Linked DNA regions of Homo sapiens: all the other regions are linked to region 1. A link is a contact called in ENCODE Hi-C or POLR2A ChIA-PET data. All regions are on one chromosome and are shown on one strand. Each heading gives the region's core, a stretch centred on a gene start or an enhancer-like site at or near the end of the contact. The rest is flanking DNA. Distances are from core to core; before and after follow the strand shown. Region 1 overlaps PTPRS (protein tyrosine phosphatase receptor type S). Region 2 holds the start of RPL36 (ribosomal protein L36). Region 3 has its middle 10 kb from the start of TINCR.

The links. Hi-C counts contacts between places; a loop is a spot of excess contacts on that map. ChIA-PET counts read pairs that join two places held with the same protein, here RNA polymerase II (POLR2A). Pooled maps may share reads with other maps.
Region 2: a pooled map shows a loop between it and region 1 (6-fold over the local background). The contact joins the promoter of RPL36 here to the enhancer-like site in region 1. A Hi-C loop is called at or near these places in 1 of 168 maps with a recorded cell type or tissue (ascending aorta) and 6 of 50 pooled maps. POLR2A ChIA-PET finds 5 or more read pairs at or near these places in 1 of 52 experiments (HEK293).
Region 3: a map of PC-9 shows a loop between it and region 1 (4-fold over the local background). The contact joins two enhancer-like sites. A Hi-C loop is called at or near these places in 1 of 168 maps with a recorded cell type or tissue (PC-9) and 5 of 50 pooled maps. POLR2A ChIA-PET finds 5 or more read pairs at or near these places in 3 of 52 experiments (A673, BJ and WTC11).

The regions. Positions count from the first base shown.
Region 1 is chr19:5,286,896-5,291,404 of GRCh38, forward strand. All of the region lies in intron 1 of PTPRS (protein tyrosine phosphatase receptor type S), which reads right to left. Among named protein-coding and RNA genes, the nearest start is that of PTPRS, 52 kb to the right of the region's middle. Within about 2 kb of position 1,963, at least 7 of the 41 ENCODE cell types and tissues checked have a DNase peak (open chromatin) inside an H3K27ac peak, as active enhancers do.
Region 2 is chr19:5,687,036-5,691,544 of GRCh38, forward strand. It overlaps RPL36 (ribosomal protein L36), which reads left to right and starts at 3,260. Exons shown (of 4, transcript NM_033643.3): 1 at 3,260-3,292; 2 at 3,471-3,565; 3 at 4,284-4,418; 4 at 4,497-4,509. The coding sequence starts at 3,473. HSD11B1L (hydroxysteroid 11-beta dehydrogenase 1 like) reads left to right here. Exons shown (of 8, transcript NM_198706.3): 6 at 247-340; 7 at 468-633; 8 at 718-1,487. The coding sequence ends at 910. RefSeq lists silencers at 54-203, 444-503, 4,322-4,371 and enhancers at 681-1,180, 2,932-2,981, 3,037-3,562, 3,563-4,088, 4,089-4,509.
Region 3 is chr19:5,575,726-5,580,234 of GRCh38, forward strand. It overlaps the pseudogene SNRPEP4. Among named protein-coding and RNA genes, the nearest start is that of TINCR, 10 kb to the left of the region's middle. Within about 2 kb of position 2,471, at least 4 of the 41 ENCODE cell types and tissues checked have a DNase peak (open chromatin) inside an H3K27ac peak, as active enhancers do.

The DNA of each region.
Region 1 (4,509 bases), core at 713-3,212:
CTGAGGGGTGCTGAGCCCCAGTTTTCTCCAACTCACAGGCTGCTTCTCAGGAAGGAGGGGACTCCAGACTATGCTGCTGTCTGGCTCTAAAACCTGATCCCCCAGGTTATAAGACAAATCTCTTCCACACACCTGCCTGTCCCTGCCCTGCTCTAAGACCTCCCATGGCTCCCAGAGCCCCCAGGGGAAGCCACTCTTGCTGACTTCACTGTTTCCTCTCGCTTGGAGGTACAGCCAGGCCAGCCAAGCTCAGTCCCACCTCCAAGCCTTTGCTTCTGCTGTGCCCTCTGCCTGGAATGCTGTCCCCACCACATGACAGGTCTCAGCTTAGCTGTCACTTCCTCAGGAAACCCTTCTCTGCCCCTCAAAGGTCAATTCCCCCTACATTCTACATCCCGGAGCATCAGATATGACTAAGGTTATCCTCCGTGGTATTCACCCTGGTTCCCAAACTAAATGAAAAGATGTTAATCATTCAGCACGTTTCTCCCACAAGAACCTCAACTCCTCCAGGGCAGAAGGGTCCCTCGTCACATACCTTGAACCCTGGAATGGCCCCCTCCCCATCTCCCCAATCTCCACTCTGTCCAGAGCCAGGTCAGAGGGCCAGGGAGGGGAAGGGAGAGGCCCAAGGATAAGATCTTTGTTGCCTAGTCAGGCTGGCACCCATGCCAGCCCATGCCCTGGGCGGGTCCAGGCCGTGACCACAGGAACTGGTGGCGCATAATAACGGGGCAGCCCCTGTGATTCTGACTCCCAAAATACCCAGCTGCGGTCACCTCGCCCAGCCCTGGGGCGGTCCCAGGGGAAGGATGGGCGGGTAGTGGCCGGGTCACAGCCTAGGGTGACGAACGGGATTCGGGGGGCCTCAGTGTACATAGTTAGGCCACAGGCATACAGTCAGACCAGCCACAGAGAACGATGCCTGCTAAATCACGCCACAGACATACACAGATGCACACAGTCAAACCACCGATACACACCGACACACAGTCAGACTGCAAGCGGTTGCATATCTGCAAGAGACACAGAAACAAATGCATTCACACAGTCAGGCAGCAGAGACGGGCACACACACACACACACACACACACACACACACACACACACACACAATCAGGCAAATAAAACTTGCACATAGTCAGACCACAAACACAGACAGGCCCAAAATCAGACCACAGACATACACCAAGCCAGAAAAGATACACATAAGGGGTCATGGTGGGGCAGGCAGTACACATACACAGTTGGGTTACAGGGAACTGCAAACATGCAATTAGATCAGAGATACCTACAGGTGCACAAGCCGGTCAAAGTCACACGCAGACACAGGTGCCGGCACACTGTCAGACTATAGATAGGCCAGTCAGTCAGCAGACCACAGGTGCATGTGCCAGCCAGCCAAATAGAGATATGCAAAGTCAGATTCCCTTCCTACACACATATGTGCACACAGGCAGGCTACACAGACATGCACACACACAGTCAGACTCTAGGTACACCTTGCACACAACCAGTTGGGGACTGGGAAGATGAAGGAAATAAAGCCTAGAGCACAGTCCCTTACTCTGAGTCCCTGCCCTAGCCCTTTAAGAGCAAAAGTTGCCAACGAGGAAGGCGGTGGCCCCAGATGGAGAAAACAGCCTGTGGCCAGCTGGGGCTAGGGTGACCACAGCGGCTGGCCCTGCCCAGAAATGCACATCTGCTTGGCCACACTGAGGGGGCGAGGTCAGTCCCAGACCACTTTGAGCAGCTGGGCAGGCCTGCAGAGAGCCTCTGGGGAAACTGAGGCAGCATAGCAAACCTGAAGCTCAGAGGGCATGGGTAGGAGTCACTTGCACAGAGAGCCCAGGTGGGGCACATATATGGAGGGCCCCAGCCACAGCTGGCTCTCCCACATCCCACGAGGACCTCAGGGCAGCATCAGCCACCTTCTAAACCAGGCAGCCCTAATTACACCCTGGCTCCCACGGCAGAAGCCATGTTGGGCCCACACCTCCCTGATGTCTGCGCAGGATGGGGCTGAGTCAGGCACAGACAGGCAGGGCCTGGCCATGGACTCCCCCCAGATCCGCCACTCCAGCCTGTCAGGGGCAGGGACGAGGGGCTACAGTAACAGGAGCATTTGGGGCATTGGATGATGTATCAGGAATAGGGTGGTGGGAGGGGCCCAGGGAGTGGGGTTCAGACACTACCAAAGACAAAACATCCCGGGGTCCCTTAGGTGCCAATCCTCCCTAGGAGAACCTCCCATGATGGGGATAGGACCCTGCACACCCACAATCCTCCCACCGACTCCTGCTTCCACGAAAACCCCAGGCGTGAGGTCCTCTGCGAGGATTTGGGAGAGAAGATCCCTAGGTCCCATCAGCTCTGCCTTCAGAATCTGTCCCCAACCTGCCCACTTCTTACTCATTCTTCTGCCTCCACTTCTTCCAGCCCCATTGTCACCGACCTGGACAGATGTCGTCACCTCCATCGTGGTCTCCCAGCTCCCGCCCTTGTCCCTTGATCTGTTCCACTCACAGAAACCAGAAAGCATCTGCAAGCACCCGAGTCAGGGCTCGTCCTTCCTCTGCCCACAGCCCTCCATGGCTCCCACCTGCCTCGGGGTCAAAGCCCAAGTCCTTCCTGAGGCCCACCAGGTCCTGCACGACCTGCCCTGTCCCCTCCGTGCCCTCCCCTCCTCCCTTTCTCCCCCTCCTCCCTCTGCTCCAGCCGCATGGGCCTCCTTGCTATTTCTCCAACACCCCAAGTGCAGTCCAGTCCTGCCCCCGGGCCTTTGCGTGGGCCATTCCTGGATTTAATATTGGCTGAGGACCAAAAGGTGAATGGGAATTGGGGGCAAGGGTGTCTCTGCACTACAAACAGCATGAGGAAGAGCAAGGGGGCAGCACTGAGAGGTCCTAGGAGGGAGAGGGGGAGAGATGAGGACAGAGAGGTGCACATAGACTAGACCCACAGAGCAGCCAGGAGCCCTACGTGGCCCTGGGCAGGGAGGGAAATGGCCAGGTTGGTGCCAGGCCAACCCTCCACCATGTCCTCTTGCAAAAGGCAGCCTGGGCCACCAGCCTTGCCACTGCCAAGAAAGGGAAATTAAGTCAGGTGCAGTAATCTGCAAGCTCCCAGTAAATGACACGGCTGTTAGGAAAAGCATGGCAGCCCATGGTGGCCAGCGAGGCTGAGCCAGGGCTAGGGAGAAGGAGAGGGAGTGACCGCTGGACGCTGAACCCATGTGGGGCTCAGGGAGGGTCTCTGCCCGCCCCACCTGGCTCTCAGGGGCTGCACTGCCCACCACTAGCTCACGGCAGCTGGTCAGAGGCAGGCGCTTGACTTTTACAGATGAGGAAACTGAGGCTCACAGAAAAACAGGGACTCAGCCAAGGCCCCCAGCTGGGGTGGGACTTGGGTCTAGAGCCCACGTTTAATCTTGTGACTGTGTCTTTCTCTGGCCACTGCGAGATCTCTGGACAACTCTCTCTGGGACTGGTAGAGCCCGCTGGCCGCCTCTGGGGGCTCCCCCGCGGTGCTAATGGGGGGCGAGTGGGCACTCATTCCAACCAGGCGCCGGGGCATGGGTCACGCGATCTGGGAGCCGGCTTTGTGTGCCCACGCGGTCCAGGAAGCATAAAGGGGTGATTATGACCCAGGCCGGGCAGCAAACAGGCTGTGTCACCCGCACGAGGCGGGGGCTCCTCGGGCCAGAGGAGGCTCCCGGTGCCTCTCCCAGCCCAGGCTCCAGCTGTAGAGTCCATGCTGCCCTGTCCTGGGGCGGGAGTCTGGGGGCCTAGTCCTAACCCTCAGGGGCCATCCCATGGCCCCAGGGCAGGAGAAGCTGAGGCTGATTATGCCAGCAGTGGGACTCAGGGGAAAGACCCCTGACCCTGCACAATCTCTCCACCTTCACATCCACCCCCCACCCACAGCTCTCCCGTGCCACCGCCTGGAACGTCATTTCCAGGACTGGACCCTGGCCTCCAGCCTCCCTGGACACCTGGGTCACTCCCACATCCACTCAAGCAGGGACAGGCAGCGAGGGCCCCCCTGGGCAGCAAGCACAGGCTCTGTGGCCACTGGTGGGCTCAAGTCAGCTCTGGCCAAGCCACTGTCCCTCCCAGGGCGCCATTATCTCCCTATCAGGAAATGGGCTCAGGGAGGGGCTGGGTGGGGCTGGCCCTTCCCGGAACTGAAGTCCGGGGACCTGGCTTTAATTGACTATTGATTTGTATTGGGACGACGTGAAGGCTCAGGGCACTGTCCCCAGGGGTCCTGGTGGCCAGGAGTGGATGGGTGGGGCAGACAGGGAACCAGGCCCAGCCCTGGAGAGGGAAATCATTAAAGTCCACTGGGTGCCTCTGGGGTGCTGAGCCCCATTAAATGTTCTCTGTGTTTTCTGCTGTTTAACGGATTAGGAAACCGAGGCTCACCAAGGGTCCTGCATGGAGGAGGGGGCTGGGCTGGGTTAGGATTTGAGGCCAGAGCCCGGCTCTCAGTCGAGCCCAGAGTCCA
Region 2 (4,509 bases), core at 2,010-4,509, 400 kb after region 1:
GACCGGTGGTCCGTTCCCTTCGCGGTCCGGGTTCTGCCTTCTCCAGGGAGGGCTCTCCACCCGTCCCGCCCCAGCCACGCCCCTCCTAGCCCAAGCCCCTGCTCCGGCCTTGACCCCGCCCTCGGACCCGCCTTCCGGGTTTCTGGCCCCGTCTCTGACCCGGCCCTGGCCCCGCCCTCTGGGTTTCTGGCCCCGCCCTGCCCCTGGGCTCCGCCTCTGCCGGTGACTCGCGAGTGCCGCCTGCAGGTAAACTTTGTGAGCTACGTGCAACTGACGTCGCGGGCGCTGCCCAGCCTGACGGACAGCAAGGGCTCCCTGGTGGTGGTGTCCTCGCTGCTCGGTGCGTGCACCCGGCCCCGGCTCTGCGGGACGGGGAGTGGGGAGCTCGATGCGGGTGAGCCTGGAGGGTCTGGGCAGGCTTCCCGGACGAGGGGGAGCCACTCAGCCGCTGCCGTCCGCGCCCCCAGGCCGCGTGCCCACGTCGTTCTCCACTCCCTACTCGGCGGCCAAGTTTGCGCTGGACGGCTTCTTCGGCTCCCTGCGGCGGGAGCTGGACGTGCAGGACGTGAACGTGGCCATCACCATGTGCGTCCTGGGCCTCCGAGATCGCGCCTCCGCCGCCGAGGCAGTCAGGTGAGGCCCGGACAAGCTGGGGGCTGGGCTGGGGGCCATGGCCCAGCCCCAGCCGCAGTCCCCACCGTGCCCTCCTGTCCCCAGGGGAGTCACGAGGGTCAAGGCGGCCCCGGGGCCCAAGGCAGCCCTGGCCGTGATCCGCGGCGGCGCCACGCGCGCGGCCGGCGTCTTCTACCCGTGGCGTTTCCGCCTGCTGTGCTTGCTCCGGCGCTGGCTACCGCGCCCGCGGGCCTGGTTTATCCGCCAGGAGCTCAACGTCACGGCCGCGGCAGCCTGAGCACCGGGGGGTGCCCCTCCAGTCCCAGACGGCAATGTTCCTCCCTCCAACTGTCCCTGGAGCCAGAACACTCACAGAGACACCCCTGAGAGGGTGGCCACAGCCCAAGATGAAGTCATCAAGACAGAAAAGCAAAACCGAGAAAAACGACGGGCACCTGGAACCAGTCACGGCTTGGGAGGTGCAGGTGCCCCGTGTTAGGCGCCTTTGTCGGGGACTTGCAAGGCCTCACCTGTTTGGCCATGATTGATGACGTGACTGCTTCCATTTTGCAGATGAGGAAACTAAGGCTCAGAGAGGCCACGCCACCCTTGAGCCACCCATGGACCCCTCTCCATCTCCTGCCTGCGCCTTTAAGTCCCTGATTTATTCTTTCCATTCATTCCATCTGGGAGGAACCCCCCCAACTCCTGCCAGCTTCCCCTAGCTGGGGTCTCTGGTACTCTTCACACCTGCAGGGGCGTCTACACTGTTCGTCTACCTGGTGGCAGGGTCTGAGCGGGAGGAGGAGGGAAAGAGTGTGTTCTGAGCTGGACCCAGCCTCTTGTTCGAGAATAAAAACTCTTCTTCTCTTGCATATCTGTTGTTCAAATTCCTTGGTAATTCCAATTTGCTAGCAGCCAGCGGGCAGCGGGAGGGGGTGTGTGTATCAGGGGCCTTGACTCTCAATCCCATTTCACAGGTGGGGAAATGGAGGCTGAGAGGGCCAGGAGCAGTGGCTCACGCCTATAATCCCAGCACTTTGAGAGGTCAAGGTGGGCAGATCACTTGAGGTCAGGAGTTTGAGACCAGCCTGGCCAACATGGTGAAACCCTGTCTTTATTTATTTATTTATTAGACGGAGTCTCACTCTATCGCCCAGGCTGGAGTGCAGTGGTGCGATCTAGGCTCACTGCAACCTCTGCCTCCGGGGTTCAAGCGATTCTTGTGCCTCAGCCTCCCAAATAGTTCAGATTACAGGTGTGGGTCACAACGCCTGACTTTTTGTATTTTTAGTAGAGACGGGGTTTTACCATGTCGGCCAGGCTGGTCTCGAACTCCTAGCCTTAGGTGATCCCCCTGTCTCGGCCTCTCAAAGTGCTGGGATTACAGGTGTCAGCCACTGCACCCGGCCACAAACAAATATTTTAATTAAAAAATTAGCCAGGCGTGGTGGCATGTGCCTGTGGTCCCAGCTAAGGAGGCTAAGGCAGGAGGATCACTTGAGCCCTGGAAGTCAAGGCTACAATAAGCTATGATTACAGCAGTGCACTCTAGCCTGGGCGACAGAGCAAGACCCTGTCTGGAAAAAACATGAAAGCGCTAACCCTAATTAGAGCAGCCCTAAATTGAGACTCTCTTCTTGTATATTAGTAGCATTAAAGGAGAAAAACTGGAAACTTGTGTGTTTCTGCCACCCGATTCAGTTATTTAGCGTCCCGTCCCTACACCACCTAAATTACATCAGATGTCCGCAAGGGGCACTATTACACGTTGCTGTATTCAGACCTAGTCTAGAGCTTGACCAATTGATAACAAAACCAATACCTTTTTTTTTAAATGGAGTTTCGCTCTGTCGCCCAGGCTGGAGTGCAGTGGTGCGATCTCGGCTCACTGCAACCTCTGCCTCTTGGGCTCAAGCAATTCTCCTGCCTCAGCCTCCTGCGTAGCTGGGATTACAGGAGCATGCCACCACGCCTGGCTATTTATTTATTTATTTATTTATTTATTTATTTATTGAGACGGAGTCTTGCTCTGTCGCCCAGGCTGGAGTGCAGTGGCACGATCTCGGCTCACTGCAAGCTCTGCCTCCTGGGTTCACGCCATTCTCCTGCCTCGGCCTCCCGAGTAGCTGGGACTACAGGTGCCCACCACCACGCCTGGCTAATTTTTTGTATTTTTAGTAGAGACGGGGTTTCACCGTATTAGGCTGGTCTCGAGCTCCTGACCTCGTGATCCACATGCCTCGACCTCCCAAAGTGCTGAGATTACAGGCGTGAGCCACCGCGCCCGGCCTAATGGGCGTTTTAACAGTTCATACAGTTTGGTATTATTATTCCCGCTCTACAAGTGAAGAAATTCTGAGAGGTGATGTCGTCGATGCAGGGTCGGCCCGAAATAGGCGGAGTTGGGATTCGAACTCATTTCACAGGCAGAGGGAGGAGAGCAGCCATAGCCACCTCCACTGGTTCCGACTCCAGCTCCCGGGCTCGCAGGAGTAAACGCGCATGCTCAGGGAGCTCGGTCGCGCATGCTCAGCGCAACGGCGGGGAAGACTCCAGCCGCCAGGGGGAGCGCGTGCCGTTCTTGCCTCTCTGGCCTGCGCCTCCTGAGCCGAGTAGATATCCCGGAGTTCCGCGCGGCGCCAGCCCTTCCGCCACGGCCGTCTCTGGAGAGCAGCAGGTAAGTGGTTTCCCGCACTGCCGGTATCCGCCGCCATCCGGACTCCCGGGTCCTCTGTGCAGGTTGGAGGATGGTTGGTTGTGGCGAGCGAGGCTGAAGGAGCCGGGACGCGGGGCTCTGGGCCTCGGGAACTGAGCCGGTACTCACCTCCGCCCCTTCTCCCCGTCGCTGTCCGCAGCCATGGCCCTACGCTACCCTATGGCCGTGGGCCTCAACAAGGGCCACAAAGTGACCAAGAACGTGAGCAAGCCCAGGCACAGCCGACGCCGCGGGGTGAGTGCGGGTGCCGCGCGGAGGTTGTCGGGGGTTTCTTGGAGGGCGGAGGGCATGGCTTGGGCAAAGGCTCTCGACCTGAAAGAACGCGCGTTCGGGCGCAGAACTAAGGGGGGCTTGAATGGAAGAGATGGGGTGGGGGAGTGGGACTTCCTGCCTGGTGCTCGAAGGCGGGCACCCATCTGGGTTTTTCCCAACCGTGCAATCCACGCTGGGGCAGAGGGAGCACCTTGAGAGCGGCGCGGGGCAGCGGGTTTGGGGTTCTGACGCAGGAGTAGGAGTTCGCTCATGGAGCTGGCCCGAGGTTGCGGTGTGTGAGGTTGAGGGATTTCAGGTGTGTCAGTGTATTGGGCGCCTTTATTAAGCGGGCAGCGGGTTTGGGGTTCTGACGCAGGAGTAAGGAGTTCGCTCATGGAGCTGGCCCGAGGTTGCGGTGTGTGAGGTTGAGGGATTTCAGGTGTGTCAGTGTATTGGGCGCCTTTATTCAGCAGGCAGCCCAGACTCCAGGTGCGTCCTGCCAGTGTTGCGGAGACTGGGACTTAGGGAGGATGGGAGCTGCTCCGGGCGCGGCGAAAAGCGCTAGGCGTTAATACCTTGGTTCTCACAGCTACCCACAGAGGGGAGGAAGTAGCCAGGGAAATCGCGGCAGCGCGAGAGAAGCTGCTTAACTAGAATGCAGGGATCCCCCTACCCTGACGGCCGCCCCTTTCCCCCCTAGCGTCTGACCAAACACACCAAGTTCGTGCGGGACATGATTCGGGAGGTGTGTGGCTTTGCCCCGTACGAGCGGCGCGCCATGGAGTTACTGAAGGTCTCCAAGGACAAACGGGCCCTCAAATTTATCAAGAAAAGGGTAGGTGGGCGCTGCCGGCCGAGGGGCGGGGTGGGATGGGAGTCAGGGCCGGGCTGACGGCGGCCTCGTCCCTGGCAGGTGGGGACGCACA
Region 3 (4,509 bases), core at 1,221-3,720, 290 kb after region 1:
CCATCAGAACAGAAACTCCCCAACGGCTATTTTGTCTGTTCTATTCACCGCTGAGTTCCCAATGTCTGAAACAACTCATGCCCCTGATTTTTATACCCAGCATGATCCCGTCTACTCAGTTTTCTGAAGTTTGAGAACCGCTGAGCTGAGCTAAAAGGAAAGTTTTTATGCAGACAGACGTCCAAGCATCCAATCTATTTAGGCCTTTTTGACAACCCTCAAGTTCTTAGCAGTGAGTGAAGAATTCTCAGGGGCTCCCCACTGACCCATAGGTTAATAGATGTGCTTGTAGTTATTAGAATTAAATGAGGTGATTTTTCCTTTTTTTTTTTTTTCTTTGAGGGAAGGTCTGGCTCTGTGTCACCCAGGCTGGAGCAGAGCGGCGTGATCTCAGCTCACTGCAACCTCCGCCTCCTGGGCTCAAGTGATCCTCCCACCTCAGCCTCCCGAGTAGCTGGGACTATAGGTGCACACCATCCCGCGTGGCTAATTATTGTATTATTATTATTATTGTTGTTATTGTTATTATTATTATAATTATTATTTTGTAGAGACAGGGTTTTGCCATGTTGCCCAGACTGGTCTCGAACTCCTGGGCTCAAAACTAATCTGCCCACCTTGGCCTCTCAAAGTGCTGGGATTCCAGGCGTGAGCCATCACACCCAGCCTGAGATAATTTATCACATTGAGTCTTTAGCATGCTCCAGGAGTGTTCAAGGTTTTATAAACCTCAACTCACCTCATAGCAATGCTATGAGATAGATGCTAATATCAAGCCCATTTTTTTTAACACAAACAATCCCATAGTATTTATTGCCATCTTGTAGTAACACAACGGTAATCAAAACAATATGAATAAATCTTCACATTGGACAAAGGACATCTAAAAACAAACTGTATCCTTCTCAACAATTTCTCACTTCATTGATCATTTCTAGTTGGAGACACTTTGCAGCAGAGTAATATTACCTCCTTTTAGCATGATCCGACCCAGTTGTTTTCTTGACTTTGTTTTAGAATGAATCTCTTCTGCATCATCTAATACAAGGTTCATATACTCATCAAAACCAATGATACAGCCTTCTATCCGCATATTCACTTGCTCATAGAGCCACACCTGAATCCGCGATCTATTTTGTAAGTATCTGAAGATGAGGCTGATGGGCTGCACCATAACCTTCTGCACTTTCTGGCCCTGGCCACGGTACGCCATGGTGGAATTTCACCCATTTTTTTTTTTTTTTTATAATTTATTTTGTTTTGTTTTGTTTTTTGAGACAGAGTCTCACTCTGTTGCCCAGGCTGGAGTGCAGTGGCGCGATCTCGGCTCGCTGCAGGCTCCGCCTCCCGGGTTCAGGCCATTCTCCTGCCTCAGCCCCCCAAGTAGCTGGGACTACAGGCGCCCGCCACCACGCCCAGCTATTTTTTTTTAGCAGAGACGGGGTTTCACCATGTTAGCCAGGATGGTCTCAATCTCCTGACCTCGTGATCTGCCTGCCTTGGCCTCCCAGAGTGCTGAGATTACAGGCGTGAGCTACCGCGCCTGGCCCTAATTTTTTGTACTTTTAGCAGAGACAGGGTTTCACCGTGTTAGCCAGGATGGTCTCGATCTCCTGACCTCGTGATCCGCCCGCCTCGGCCTCCCAGAGTGCTGGGATTATAGGCGTGAGCCACCGCGCCCGGCCCTAATTTTTTGTATTTTTAGTAGAGACGGGGTTTCACCGTATTAGCCAGGATGATCTCGATCTCCTGACCTTGTGATCCGCCCGCCTCGGCCTCCCAAAGTGCTGGGATTACAGGCATGAGCCACCGCGCCCGGCCGAATATCAGGCCCATTTTACAGATGAGGAAACTGAATGCATAGCATGAAGGCAGTACCCGAGCCAAGGCCTGGCACATAGTAGGTGCTTAGTTTGAGCAGGATCTAAATCTCGTTTGGTCAGACCCACAGACACACAGCTCCATGAACAGTCGCTCCTGTCTCTCCAGGGGACCCCAGGAAGCACTTCATAAATATTTCAGTTCTTGAATTCTTTGGTGACTCTATACAGAGCCGCCAGGAAAGGTGAGCAGGGGCGGGAGAGGCAGCTTTCCAAGGGGGGCGGAGACATGAGGCACACATCAAGTCACTCGCCAGCCCGGATACACCAAAATGTACACAGCATGAGGAGAAGTCAGTCACACAGAGACACAGACACACCCAAGGCAAATACAGCCATGATATGTAGCAAGAGAAAAATGAGACACGTAGTCACATGCGCAGAGACACATGCCCCCCAGAGCAAACACAGACACACACGGACACACGCCCCATGACAAACACAGATGCACACAGAGAGACACACGGCCTTAAGCCTCACACACGGAGATTCACCAGATCCACACCCCAAGACAGAAGCAGGCACGTCCACTCCTGAGACCAATACAAACTCACTCTAAGAGAAGCACAGACACAACCAGGGCCTTCGCCTACCGGGGGCCGGGTTGGGAGGCTCTGGAGACCCTCGACCCTTGAGGAAGCCCCCATTCCAGCCTCCACCTGCGCCTCCAGGGCCTCCCACAAAGGTGGTGTTGGGCCCGTGGGGGAAACGCTGGGCGGGCAGAGAGATGGGGGCTTCCGCGGCAGGAGGGGCCCAACCGGGTCGGCTGCGTTGCAGAGCGTGGCTCTTGGGCGCCACCTAGTGGGCACATGGAGTAGAGGGCCCGGCTGCCCCAAGTGCAGATCCACATCTGTGCAGGTCCTGGGTTCATCTGTTTCTGCTTTTGTCTATTTGCGTCCCTGTGTGTGTGCGTCTGTTTCACTCTGTGTCTCAGTCTCTGTCTCTCTTCTCCCTGAATCTCTCTTTTTCTGTGTCTCGGTGTCTTTATCTCTCCATCCCTCTTTTTTCTCCCCTTCCCTCCCCCACGGCTTCCCCCACCTCCAGAGCCTGAGGCTTCGTCAATAAGCAAGCCAGGCATCTCCAGTGACCCAGCACACCCCACTTATAGCCGCATCTCTTGGGTCCCGTCCCTCAACGGCGTCTTGGTCCCCATGAGTGTCCACCTGCTATGACTCAGCCAGGGGCTGAGTGAGTGGGGGTGTGATACCCAACGGACTCTCACTCTGTCGCCCAGGCTGGAGTGCAGTGGTGCAACATCAGCTCACTGCAACCTCCACCTCCCAGGTTCAAGAGATTCTCCTGCCTCAGCCTCCCGAGTAGCTGGGATTACAGGCATGCGCCACCATGCCCTGCTAATTTTTGTATTTCTAGTAGAGACAAGGTTTTGCCATGTTGACCAGGCTGATCTCGAACTCCTGACCTCAGGTGATCCACCCACCTCAGCCTCCCAAAGTGCTGGGATTACAGACATGAGCCACCGTGCCTGGCTAATTATATCTATTTTTTAATACAGAGTCTCGCTCTGTTGCCCAGACTGGAGTGCAGTGGTGTGATCTCAGCTCACTGTAACTTCCACCTCCCAGATTCAAGTGATTCTCCTGCCTCAGCCTCCCGAGTAGCTGGGATTACAGGCGTGCACCACCACACCTGGCTAATTTTTGTGTTTTTAGTAGAGATGGAGTTTCACCATGTTGACCAGGCTGGTCTCAAGTGATCTGCCTGCCTCGGCCTCCCAAAGTGCTTGGAGTACAGGTGTGAGGCACCATGCCCAGCTGTGCCCACCAGTTCTGCCAGCCTGCTTGCTCCTATGTTCTGGTCTTTGGAGCAGGGATCCCAAAACTGGAGGCGGCTTGTGGCCCCCCCTGCTGTGTCTTTGTCCAAACAGAGCCAGGGCCCTGAGTCCAGTGTGGCTCGCCCCTCCTTCCCCAGGGCTGGCTGGTTCTAGCTTCCTGGAGGTGAAAGTGGTCATGGCATGGGGAGACCGGGGACACGGGGACAGTGAGGATTTGGATCTCAAGCAAGGAAAGGCCTGAAGAGAGACATTTGAGTGTTACCCTCAAACCCTTCGAGGAGGGCTGGCTCTCTTCTTCTCAAGAAGAAGAAACCCTACAGGCTGGTGGTCCCATCCCTGATCAGCCACTGCGGCCCCAGGTCCCCATGTTCCTGCCTGCTCTGTTGCTCAAAGGTGCTAGGCCAGGTGCATGGCTCATGCCTGGAGTCCCAGCTGCTCAGGAGGCTGGGGCATGAGGATTACTTCCAGGAGCTCAAGGTTGCAGTGAGCTATGATCGCGCCGTTGTACTCCAGCCTGGGCAACAGAGCAAGATCCCATCGCTCCGAAAAACAAAAAAAAGGGTGGGAGGCGTGTCCTTTCCTTCCTGGGGGCTTCTGCACACCCTGTTTCTTCTTCTGGAAAGCCCTTCTGGGGCTCCTTCACTCCTCATGGCTTAGGTCTGTCCAGTCCCCTCCTCCAAGAAGCCAGTCTCATTCCACCCCCAGACAACAGGAACCTGCAGGCTTGTCTCAGTCATGGCTGCATCTCTGCCATGGAGCCCTGCTCGCAGTAAGTACCCAAGAAGCATTTGCTAAGCTAAATAAGCAAGAAAACAAAGGACTCAGAGCCCAGCTCTT